Regions from separate parts of the Homo sapiens genome. Here region 2 is linked to region 1. Evidence: chromatin contacts called from ENCODE POLR2A ChIA-PET data. All regions are on one chromosome and are shown on one strand. The core of a region is the stretch at or near the end of the contact, and the rest is flanking DNA. Distances in the headings are between cores, read along the strand shown.

Evidence for each region. ChIA-PET counts read pairs that join two places held with the same protein, here RNA polymerase II (POLR2A).
Region 2: POLR2A ChIA-PET joins it to region 1 with 11 read pairs in naive thymus-derived CD4-positive, alpha-beta T cell. The contact joins two enhancer-like sites. POLR2A ChIA-PET finds 5 or more read pairs at or near these places in 2 of 52 experiments (GM10248 and naive thymus-derived CD4-positive, alpha-beta T cell).

The regions. Positions count from the first base shown.
Region 1 is chr22:39,702,166-39,707,344 of GRCh38, forward strand. No RefSeq gene overlaps it. Among named protein-coding and RNA genes, the nearest start is that of CACNA1I, 130 kb to the left of the region's middle. RefSeq lists enhancers at 3,312-3,876, 3,877-4,439, 4,440-5,003. Within about 2 kb of position 1,831, at least 2 of the 41 ENCODE cell types and tissues checked have a DNase peak (open chromatin) inside an H3K27ac peak, as active enhancers do.
Region 2 is chr22:39,935,701-39,941,190 of GRCh38, forward strand. The region is part of intron 1 of GRAP2 (GRB2 related adaptor protein 2); the gene reads left to right. Among named protein-coding and RNA genes, the nearest start is that of TMA7B, 22 kb to the right of the region's middle. RefSeq lists an enhancer at 3,419-4,171. Within about 2 kb of position 2,966, at least 2 of the 41 ENCODE cell types and tissues checked have a DNase peak (open chromatin) inside an H3K27ac peak, as active enhancers do.

The DNA.
Region 1 (5,179 bases), core at 581-3,080:
CGCAGGACAGAACTTGCGAGGTGGAAGCTCAGAGGGAAGGTCAGAGCGAGAAGTGAGAATGCTCATCCGCTCGCAGCTCCAGAAAGCGCTAAGAGGGAGAGGGGCGAGACTTGCTGTTCAAAGAGATAATGGCTGAGGATTTTCCAGAATTGTTAAAAGACACGAATTTCAGTTCAGAGAACATGATAAAGCATGAGCAAGGGATTAAACAAAAACTCCATGCTTGGACCCAACACAGTGATATACAATAGCAAAGAGACGGTTTCAAAAGAAGCTGCTGAGGAGACTAATTACCTACAAATGCATGGCAACTAGGTGGCAGACCAACTTCCTGACCGCACTAATAGAGACCACAGGCCTGGAAAACAACGTCACCAAACACTAGTATGAACAGGTTAAATAACTGCCCACCTCGCATTTGTACTGAGTAAAAATATCTTTCAAGAACAAGATGTCGGCATCTTCGGACAATCCCAAGTGAGCTTGGAGCCTCCCTTGAGCCATTTCTAAAGGAAAATATTTCCAGAAGGAAGGTCCCAAGAGGCAAGAGTGAGAGGGCAAAGAAATGGTCAACTGTGCGGGAGAAGCTGAACACACATTCACTTCCTAGAACAATTGTCCTAATGCCTAATTTGGGGGATAAAAGAGACTGAGCGTCCATCAGGATACTAGCGTTTCCCATGATGCTGATGTTGATGCTTTCCGGAAAAATACTAAATACCAGATTCTTCTAGAACTGTTTTCTGCTTTGCCAGTGCTCCGAGTACACACTTTGTCCACCTATGAGCCCCTTGACCACAGTGCAGAGAACACTGTCAGGCCGCAAACTCTTGGCCGAAGGAGAGAATTCCCTGGATGCTGGTTCCCTTGGGACCCAGTCTCCCATGCCCCAGCCTAGTGGGTCTCCCCAGAAACACCTGGTCACTTAAGACTTGGGTGCTGGGCCCTGCCCAGGAGTGGCTGATCCCTGCTGAGAATCAGCGTTTCTACAAGCTCCCAGGTGCTGGTCCCAGACCAGTCTGAGAAGCGCTGCTGTAGCTGATGACCCCCTCGTCTCCTCAGCCTGTTGCAGGGTTAACACCCCTCCTCCAGGAAGCCTTCTGGCAGAAACACCTCAGCAGGCAAGCTCTGCGTCTCTATCATGGTCTGCTAAGAACGCAGCAGATGCAGAATCAGTTGCAGCTGAATGACTGGCTGTGTGAATCTTTTTTTTTTTTTTTTTTTGAGATGGAGTTTCACTCTTGTTGCCCAGGCTGGAGTGCAATGGTGCGATCTCAGTTCACTGCAACCTCCGCCTCCTGGATTCAAACGATTCTTAAAGGGCACGTCTGGCTGGGGATCTTCGGGCGGCGTTAGAGGCTAAGGATACCTCTAGGCCCTCTCCCCCACCAGGAAACACACACACCCCCCCACATACCCACACACACACCCCCCACACCCACACCCCCCACACCCACACCCACAGCCCCACCCCCGACACACACACTCTTTTCTCTTCACTGGAGCTTCCACCTAGGTCCACACAGCCTTTTACCAGCCTTCCTGAGTGCCCACTGCACCAGGCCAGGTGCTGGACTCTGGTTCATCCTCCTGCCCATTGCTCTGGATAAGTGGGGGCTAAAGCCCAGGAGCGTTTTGTAAAGATGGGATCACGGGCCCTGGGGTGCTTCCGCTACCCCCCAAGCCCTTCAGACCCCACTGGCCCCTTTCTGCTCTCCATACCCTAAGGGAAGGCTATGTCCTGACAAGTCCTCGCGCCTCCTCTTGCTAAAGCTGACAGTCGCCTGCCAGGGGGATTAACTGGAACGCCACGGGCAATTGATCCCAACAAGCTTAAGATGTCCCGTTCCAGGAGAAGGCCCTGCTGACAGGGGAGGCAGCTGCTGAGGCTGCTGGCAGGGATCCTGCAAGAGCAGCTGTGAGCCCTCAGCCTGTCCTGGGGGACAGGCCCTGGGAGGGGAGGGGAGAAGGACAGTGCTGGGTGTATTGGGGTCATGGCTGCCCCCGCCAGGAGGGAGCTGGGGGTCCTGGGGCTGCCCCAAGAGGTGCCAGAGGATTCAGGAATTCGGTGGGGGCGGGCAGTGGAGGCGCCCGGGGGTACTCAGGTGGCTGATTTATGAGGCCAGATTAAGAAGACTGATGGCCTGTCCCTTAGCCAAGAAATGAGTCCTGTTGCAAACCGTTGAAGGGCACAAAGGTGGAGGAGGGAGAGGCTTTGTAGACAGTGGTTTGGGAGTAATGAGGAATAATGGGCTGAAACAGAGCCGGATAGCAGGAAAGCTGGCTTGGCTGTGAAGTCTGCATGAGCTGGAAGCCAGCGCTGGCAGCGAGGGATAGGGCCGTGATCTTGAATCATGGGGAACCTGACTGGACCAGGCGTGGGAGGCAGAATGGGATTTGGCCCAAGACTATTCGTCTGCAGCCACCTTGGGCTATGCGGTCACCCTGCTGTCCCTGGACTGCCTAACTCAGGTGGGTCAGAAGTTGGCCTATGTTCCCACTCTAGTGGGGCACCTGCAGGCTGCCTGTGGGTCCGGAGTGGCCAGGAGGGGTTGGGGCCCCAAAGAGTGACTGGCTGGAGGAGGAAAGCTGCAGGTGTGGCCTGGGCCCTGGGCTCCAGGCAGGCTGAGACCCCATTGCACAGTGGGGCACCTGAGGCCACAGTGTGCAGGGCAGGGATGCCAACGCCACAAGGGCCAGTTCCAGAGCCCAGCTTTCTGTTTAGGATCTTCTTTTTTTTTTTTTTTTTTTTTTTGAGACAAAGTCTCGCTCTGTGGCCCAGGCTGGAGTGCAGCGCGATCTCGGTGCACTGCAACCTCCACCTCCCAGGTTCAAGCAATTCTCCTGCCTCAGCCTCCTGAGTAGCTGGGACTATAGGCATGTGCCACCACACCCGGCTAATTTTTGTATTTTTAGTAGAGACAGGGTTTCAGCATGTTGGCCAGGATGGTCTCGATCTCCTGACCTCATGATCCGCCCGCCTCGGCCTCCCAAAGTGCTGGGATTACAGGCATGAGCCACTGCGCTTGGCCTGTTTAGGATTCTTGAAGCAAATCCCATTTCTGTTCAGGAGCCGCAAAGTAAATTTCGAGAGGAGCTCCGCTTCCTGCCTGGCAAAGGACCTATGGGGAAAGTTCTGGAAGACCAGGAAGGCTGGCCTCACCACTTCCCCATGCTCATGAAAGCATTTTGTGAGCTCCCTGAGACATGTTCCGGGATCCGAAGCCCCCCTGGGGAAGTGTGCTGCGTCTTGGGCCTTGTCCACAGGAGCGTGAGTGGGACGTTTGAAATTTCCTAAACTGATGACCAGGCTTCACGCCGCTCAAGTCCGCCACAGCCTGCAGAGGCCACCCCCAGGCAGGGCCCATCCATCTGTGCCCACGCAAGCTCCTGTGCTGGATGAAGCTGCCCCGTGACTCAGGTTCTGACTCAGCGCCAGCTAGGTGGGCATAGGCCATGCTGGCCAGGGTACTCTTCCTGGAGGTGTGGGTGCCCCGGGAGTGTGGGCATGGCCCCAGGGGGCAGCTCTGGGCAGCATGGCTTTCCTGGGCACCTACTTGGACTCTTGTGGCCTGGGAGGCAGGAAGCGTTTCTCCCTGTTTTGCAGGTGAGAAGGTGGATGCTGGAAAAGTCCATGCCTTGCTCAAGGCCACACGGTTGCCAGGTGGGTTTGAACGAGGTTTATCTGACTCCAGGGCCCTTGCTCTGACCCAGTCCATCCTGCCGCTCCCCAGACGTCTGCAGGGCGGGTGAACCTCTCTAGGAAGAGGGTTGAGATGGCCGTGCTGTGTGTGCAGACCCTGCCTGGCTCAGACAGGCTCTGTCCTTAGTTACGTGACCTTGAATGAACGGTGTCACCACCCCCAGCCTCTCCCAGAAAAAGGGGCAGGAGCTGTTACCCACTTTGGTGGTGGTGGGAGGCAGGTGAGTAGGGAGCCAAGCCTATAAAACTGAGTCAGCTCAGCCCTGTGCAGGTGCCGGTGTCCGTCCCCTGCCTTCTGAGGGCCAGTGCGTGCTGCTTCCCTGGGCCCTGCGGAGGCCCCTGCACTGTCAACGGGGATGATGTCCCCTCCTCATGCAAAACAGCTCTCCCAGGGTAGGCCCTGATGGGCCACGCACACTGGCCACATCCTGCTCTGATCTGCGTCTTCTGGGACAGCTCAGTGTGGCCATCTTGGACCTGGTGGTCCACCAGGTCCTGCAGCCGGAGCCTGTCCCTCCCCACCCCGCCTTGGGGCACTCTGCTTTGCAGCAGCCTTGCTGTGGTGTCTCTCCCTTCCCGCTGGCAGACAGCAGTGTTTCGGGCACACAAAGGATTCATCTGTAGGGTTCTTATTTCCCCATGAAACTCGGTGCTTGACAGACAGGAGTGGCATCTCTGTGCAGCCATAGACAAAAGTGAGAGCGTCCTCCCCGCCCCCACACAGCAGACCCCGCCCTGGACTCCTGGGGTGACGCTCAGCAGACCGGGGCTTAAATTCGGCTTCACAGCTCATGAGCAGTCACACTCCGTGTAGATTTGTATTCAGGGAAGGCTTTGGGGAAAAGTAATAAAAAATCGGGGGAGGGAGCAGCTCAACACGCCCAAGTAAGATTTCTCATTAGTTTGAAAGATGGACAAGGAACCTGCTCTTTAATGAAGAAAATGGATTGTGCCCTGACTAAGTAGTCTGGAACTTGGAGACGGCGCTGCGGCTCTGGTTCTGACCTTCACAGACGTCTCAGAATACACCCAGCTTCAAACCCAGCGAGGACCTGCCCAGTTTGGGGTGACTTTAAGATTCTCATCTGGCAGGGCGCGGTGGTTCGTGCCTGTAATGCCAGCACTTGGGAAGGCCGAGGGGGGCGGGTCTCTTGAGCCTAACGGTTCGAGACCAGCCCAGGCAACATGGCGAAACTCTGTCTCTACAAAAAAATACCAAAGTCAGCCCAGTGTCGTGGCATGTGCCTGTAATCCCAGCTACTCAGGGAGCTGAGGCGGGAGGATCGCTTGAGCCCAGGAGGTTGAGGCTGTAGTGAGCCATGATTGCGCTACTGCACTCCAGCCTGGGCAACAGAGTGAGACCTTGTCTCAAAAATAAAGAAAAACGAAAAAGAAAAATTCTCATCAGGCCAAGCCCCTGGCCCTCCCAGGCTCACCAAAGCCTGAGAGGAGGAGAGGATGCTGGTTGGAGGGGCC
Region 2 (5,490 bases), core at 1,716-4,215, 230 kb after region 1:
AGTGAGCTGAAAAAATGACCAGCATTCCAACAACAAATGAGGGCTTGGGAGCGTAAGTAAAAGTGACAGCAAGATTAAAGTAATTGTGGTCATGCCGTCCTCTGCTGACACTTTTGTGTTTTGCCCAGATGAGAATTAAGGTAGCCCAGGGCACAGGCAGTGAGGAAAAGGAGAGGGGCGCTGAGCGTATTTGCAGCATTTGTGAACCATGTCACAGCCCTGGCGAAAACAGAGCAAGAAGATGGAGGCTTTCAAATCCATGATAAATAAGCCATGCTTTCAGAGCCCAAATCAGTAAAAACAAACATTAAGTGAACAGAAGGGAAGAGGGAAAAAAAGAGAACATGAGGCCACCATAAAATCCTGGTGATATATTCCAGGGGAAATCATGATGTGAATAGAAAATGAGAAGTAAAAGAAAATGAAGCCTGGAGATTTGTAAAATGTCTGTCTGTCTGTCTGTCTCTCTCGACTGTCATTCCCATCTACCCCTGCCACCCCCACCCCGCCCTCCACCCTTCTGATGGGGTTCATTAGATGATTTCTGATTCAGGGGTGGGGGGCGGTATTTTTAATGCTTCACTTATGTTTGGGTTTTGCCAGCAGGATCCGAGGTGTTTCTGTAGACAATTGTTATTGCTTTAGGAAACAATAAGAATAAAATGAGGAAACATCAAGTGATACATCAGTCTAGCAGCAGAGTGAGGCTCGAAGTAGCATTTCCAGCGAGGTTGGTGGTCTCTTTTTGCCTTATTTTTGTTGTTTTGGATTGATGTTTTCATGGTGTCATTTTAATAAGAAAAGTGTCAGAGAATTAAAAGTGGAAGTATGCGAGATACACTTTCTCTAACTGGATTCATGGTAAGTTATTAATGTTTCAAGGAGAAAGAAAAGAACTTGGAAAAAGCAGAATATATTGTGGGGAAAGTTGATGAAGGGAAAGGTAAGAGAACTGTGACAAATGAGACACAGACAGAAGGAGAGAGAGAGAAAGAGGAAGAGAGAGAGACAGGGTGGTGGGGGGGACCGGCAGAAGAAAAGGAAAAGAGCGACAGTTTGTAAGTCTATTAGCTGAGATTGTTTCCATTTCTGCAATTGCCTTAAAGCGCATGATTGCTTGGTCTGAGGTCTGCCAGGTCGATTGCAGTCTTTACCTCTTTGACCAAGAAGTAATGGGCTTGAATTTCCTGGGTATGTGAAAATTGCTCTTGAATGTTTTGGCTAAAGGACAGCCACCCAGGAAGGTTGAGAGGGCCTAAGCTAGTGAGCAGTCATCCTGACCAAGTAGGAGGGATTTGGTTATGTTGCTCGTAGCAGGAGAGGCAGAGCAGCAAAGTGAAGAGAACACACAGCCTTAGGTGCCAACAGACATGTACTGAAATCTCTTGCCTCCATTTCCCACCTCTAAAATGCAAAGGATGATAGTAACAATAATAAATGTTGCAACGGGTGACCGATTATAAAGTTCTTGTCACCTGATAGACCATATCAATCCATGGTAACTTATTCTTAGCTGGTTCACGTTTCTAGGCATTGGCACAGTCTGGGTGGTGTGTGTCCCCTCAAAGGTAGCATCACAGTGACTGAGCTCTGCATAGATGGCAAAGTGTAGAAGCCTGGTCAGTTTTCTGTTTCTCCATCCACCATTTCTCCCCACTTCCCCTTGGTTAGTGCTGTCTTCTCTCTTTCCTCACTGAATTGTCTTGATTAGTGTCATACTTTCTGATAACACTGCAGCTAGGACTCCACAGGCAATAGGGAGAAGCTAGCGCCTGCCCAGGGAAAGTGAGGAAAAATAGGTGCTTGAGAGGCTGAAAAGTAGTATACGCTTGGTGGCCTTACACTTTGTAGAAACAGTTTTGGATTTGTCTCTACAAGAAAGGATTGTAGATAACCAGAATGCAAAAATGCTTTGAAGAAAGAGACATTGAGCATTGGAACCAAGTATTCTACGTCCTCTTCCCTGCAACACTGGGGACTAAGGATTATTATCTGCATTTCTGGTGAAGAAACTGAGGCACAGAGAAGATAAACTATGGTTCTCCGGCTACAAAGTAAGCAGCAGAGCCTAGAGTTTGAAGCCAGGTCTGACACCTAAGTCCCGTAGTAAACCTCCCACTGAGGTAGGCAAGCCTCGCCTTGCAGAGAGTGGCAAATTAGGGAAAAAAGAATCAAATGTGCTTGAGTTTAACAGAACATATACATTATACTTAAAGAGAAAGATACTTTTCTTACAAAAAGTTTGAGGACAAATGAGACTTCATGTGATGCGTCTTGCACTAAAAAAAAAAAGTTAGATTATATAAGCCAGACTGGCGTTGATTAAAGAAGAGCAAGGTAATAAATACGCATAAGAAGAAGGAAGTGGCTGGCTCTACCTTGGGCATCACCCAAGTTACAGGCAGGGGAGGGGATAGGCCCTGCATGGGGACAGTCTCCTGACTTGTCTTCTTCCTTCTCTACTTCCCTCCCTTCACTACCCCTCCCTCCAAAACCCAAAAAACCTTAAGCAGGAAAAAAGGGAGCTAATTAAAAAAGAGAAAAACATCCTTGAGACCAATGAAGTCTCCATAATCCACAGTGACAGACAGGGACCTGCAGAACAGCAATTTGATTAAATAAGGATATAAGGGATTTAAAAGGACTCTCCAGTTGTGTAAAGTGTGTCCATACGTCTGAAAAATACCGTATTTATTTGGCTCCCAAACCTGAAAACCTTCTGACGGGGGAGATTGTTCCCATTTGGAAACTAGGAAGAAATCACAAGGCAAGGCCATGGGGTTCTGGCAGGGCTGGGGATCCCATGTTGGGTGGAAACCCCAAGAAGCCAGCCAAGGGTCTGCAGGAGGGGCCCTGGCAGAGAGAAGCATTAGAATGCAAGGGCAGGTAAAGCCACCCTCACAGAAGGTGACTGTGGGCTGAGCCTGAGGCCCTTCCCAGATGGGGAAGAGAGAACAGCACACCTCTCCTGCCCACGCCTCGGTATCTCACTCAAGAATCAGCTGCCCGTTAGTCACCTGTCATCGGAGACAGCTCTGTTGGCGGCTTTCAGAAAAAGCGAAGCAGCCAGAGGATGAATCGTTATTCGGGGAACACACCTGCACACAGGACAGGAATGGATGGGAGTGGGGAGCGCCCTGGGGCTACTGTTCAAACGCCATCCTCATGGTCTCCAAGACTTGCATCAGCAGCTCAGCCGCTGATGAATTATAATTCTCGGACAAGCTGCAGAGGCCCCCCTCGTTCCATGTGTTCACCCCTGCCGCTCATACTGGGGGATTTATGCTTCCTGGGGCTAGGAGGAGAAAATAATGAGTCACTGGGGACAAGAGAAAAACAAAAATGCCCTGTATGTGCAAAACCACCTAAAATGGAGGCTTTTAGAGGACACTCAAATCCCAGCCAACTAGCCAGAAAGGGTTTTGCTGGGGGTATATTTTATGTGTCTTTGCTATCTTTGGATGCAGTAAAGCCAGAAATGTTTATATCTCTTGGAGGGATCACCTGTGCAAACAGGACAGGTCCTCTTGAGAAGGCTGTTTGTTCTCCTGGGATCTCGAACCTGAGAAGAAATGGTCCTGGCCTGGCGCGGTGGCTCGCGCCTGTAATCCCAGCACTTTGGGAGGCCGAGGCAGGCAGATCACAAGGTCAGGAGATCGAGACCATCCTGGCCAACACGGTGAAACCCCATCTCTACTAAAAATACAAAAAATTAGCCGGGCGTGGTGGCAGGCGCCTGTAGTCCCAGCTACTCAGGAGGCTGAGGCAGGAGAATAGCATGAACCCGGGAGCTGGAGCTTGCAGTGAGTGGAGATCTTGCCACTGCACTCCAGCCTGGGGGACAGAGTGAGACTCCGTCTCAAAAAAAAAAAAAAAAAAAAAGAAATGGTCCTGCATCTCTGACTTGGGAGGTCCAATTAAGCAGAGGAACTGTTGGCTGTAAACCTTCTAAAGCAGAGGATCCTTTGGGAGGCTGAGGCAGGTGATCATCTGAGGTCAGGAGTTCAAGACCAGCCTGGCCAGCATGGCGAAACCCCATCTCTACTAAAAATATAAAAATTAGCGGACCGTGGTGGGCTGTACCTGTAATCTCAGCTACTCGGGAAGCTGAGGCATGAGAATTGCTTGAGCCTGGGAGGTGGAGGTTGCAGTGAGCTGAGATTGTGCCACTGCCCTCCAGCCTGGGTGACAGGGCAACTCCATCTCAAAGTAAATAAGTAAAGCAGAGGACCCTGATGGCCACCCCCAAGTTCATAGCTACCTGCACACTTTATGTGGTGAAGCACTGGTGGGGGGCCCAGGAAGCCCTGCATGAGTTGGTTGTAGCTGCCATGATTCCAACTCCCACGCCACCCTCTGCACCTAGCCACAGAGCCGCATCTCCAGAGAAAACCAGAAGCAAGACCCCACCAAAAAAGAATGTGAGAGTCTATTTTAAAGGCTCCGGAAGATGAGTTAGAAGTGATTCAAGAGCAGGCACAGTAAAGGAATATGTAAGCCTTGGTAGACATTCAGTAAGAAGGGTAACATTTCCAACATGACCAGCTGATTAACAGGTATTCTCTAAGCAGGGTGTCTGCTGGTTTAGAATAGAGCAAAAATATTGTCATCTGAGAGCCCAAAATGGGGAAAGGCTACTCCTTGGTCTCTTGGTGAGGCCCAGCCTGTTTTGTTTTTTGTTTGTTTTTTTTTTTTTTTTCACTTTCCCACTTTATTTTCAGAATAGATTGATTTGGGTCTCTAGAAGAATATTTAAGCAGTGGCTTACAGGCGAGCCATAAGGTAGTTGTCCGTTCTATGCTTACAAATTTTCAAGAAGGGCCATCTGTAACCTTTCTCAGTTTCCTGTTCCTATGTCCAATGCCCAATAAGAGGTAATAAACTAAGGCAGAAAGGCCCCAAACACAGATGTAAGATGCAGAGCAAAGAATAACACACAGTAGGGGTTTCAATACAGGATCATTAACCCAGAATCCAAGCAGGAGTGAGGGAAGTCCACTCAGGAGGAATGGGAACCACCTCTCCAGGCTGCTCAGGAGGAATTTAAGCATCAGACAGTGTGTAGGAGAAGATGACCACGAATTCTTTGACATCTAAGCAATTCTGTATTTTAAAGGTTTGAGTCTTTGAAATGTTAAAATTGATGCGCCTTAAAACTCATGAGAGACAATGAAGACAATCACCGAACCTGTCTAGTTAAAGGTTACCGGGACTCAAGATGCAAAGAAAAGTTACGAGATGGAATTGATGGTTTGGGGTGCACCATTGCCCTCTATTGGATTTTAAATAAATCAGACCTCTTAGTGTAGGTATGTTGCACTATCTCTGGCTGAGTTTGCTGAGAAGTCAGGGCACCTCTGAGTGGGAAGTTAATTGATCCTTTTAAATGGCTCCTTCTGTCTCCTGCTCCTTCCCTGAGGAAATCAACCAGAGTAATGCTGAGGGCAGGTCATTTGCATGTCTTCATTCATCCAACAAACATTTCCTGGC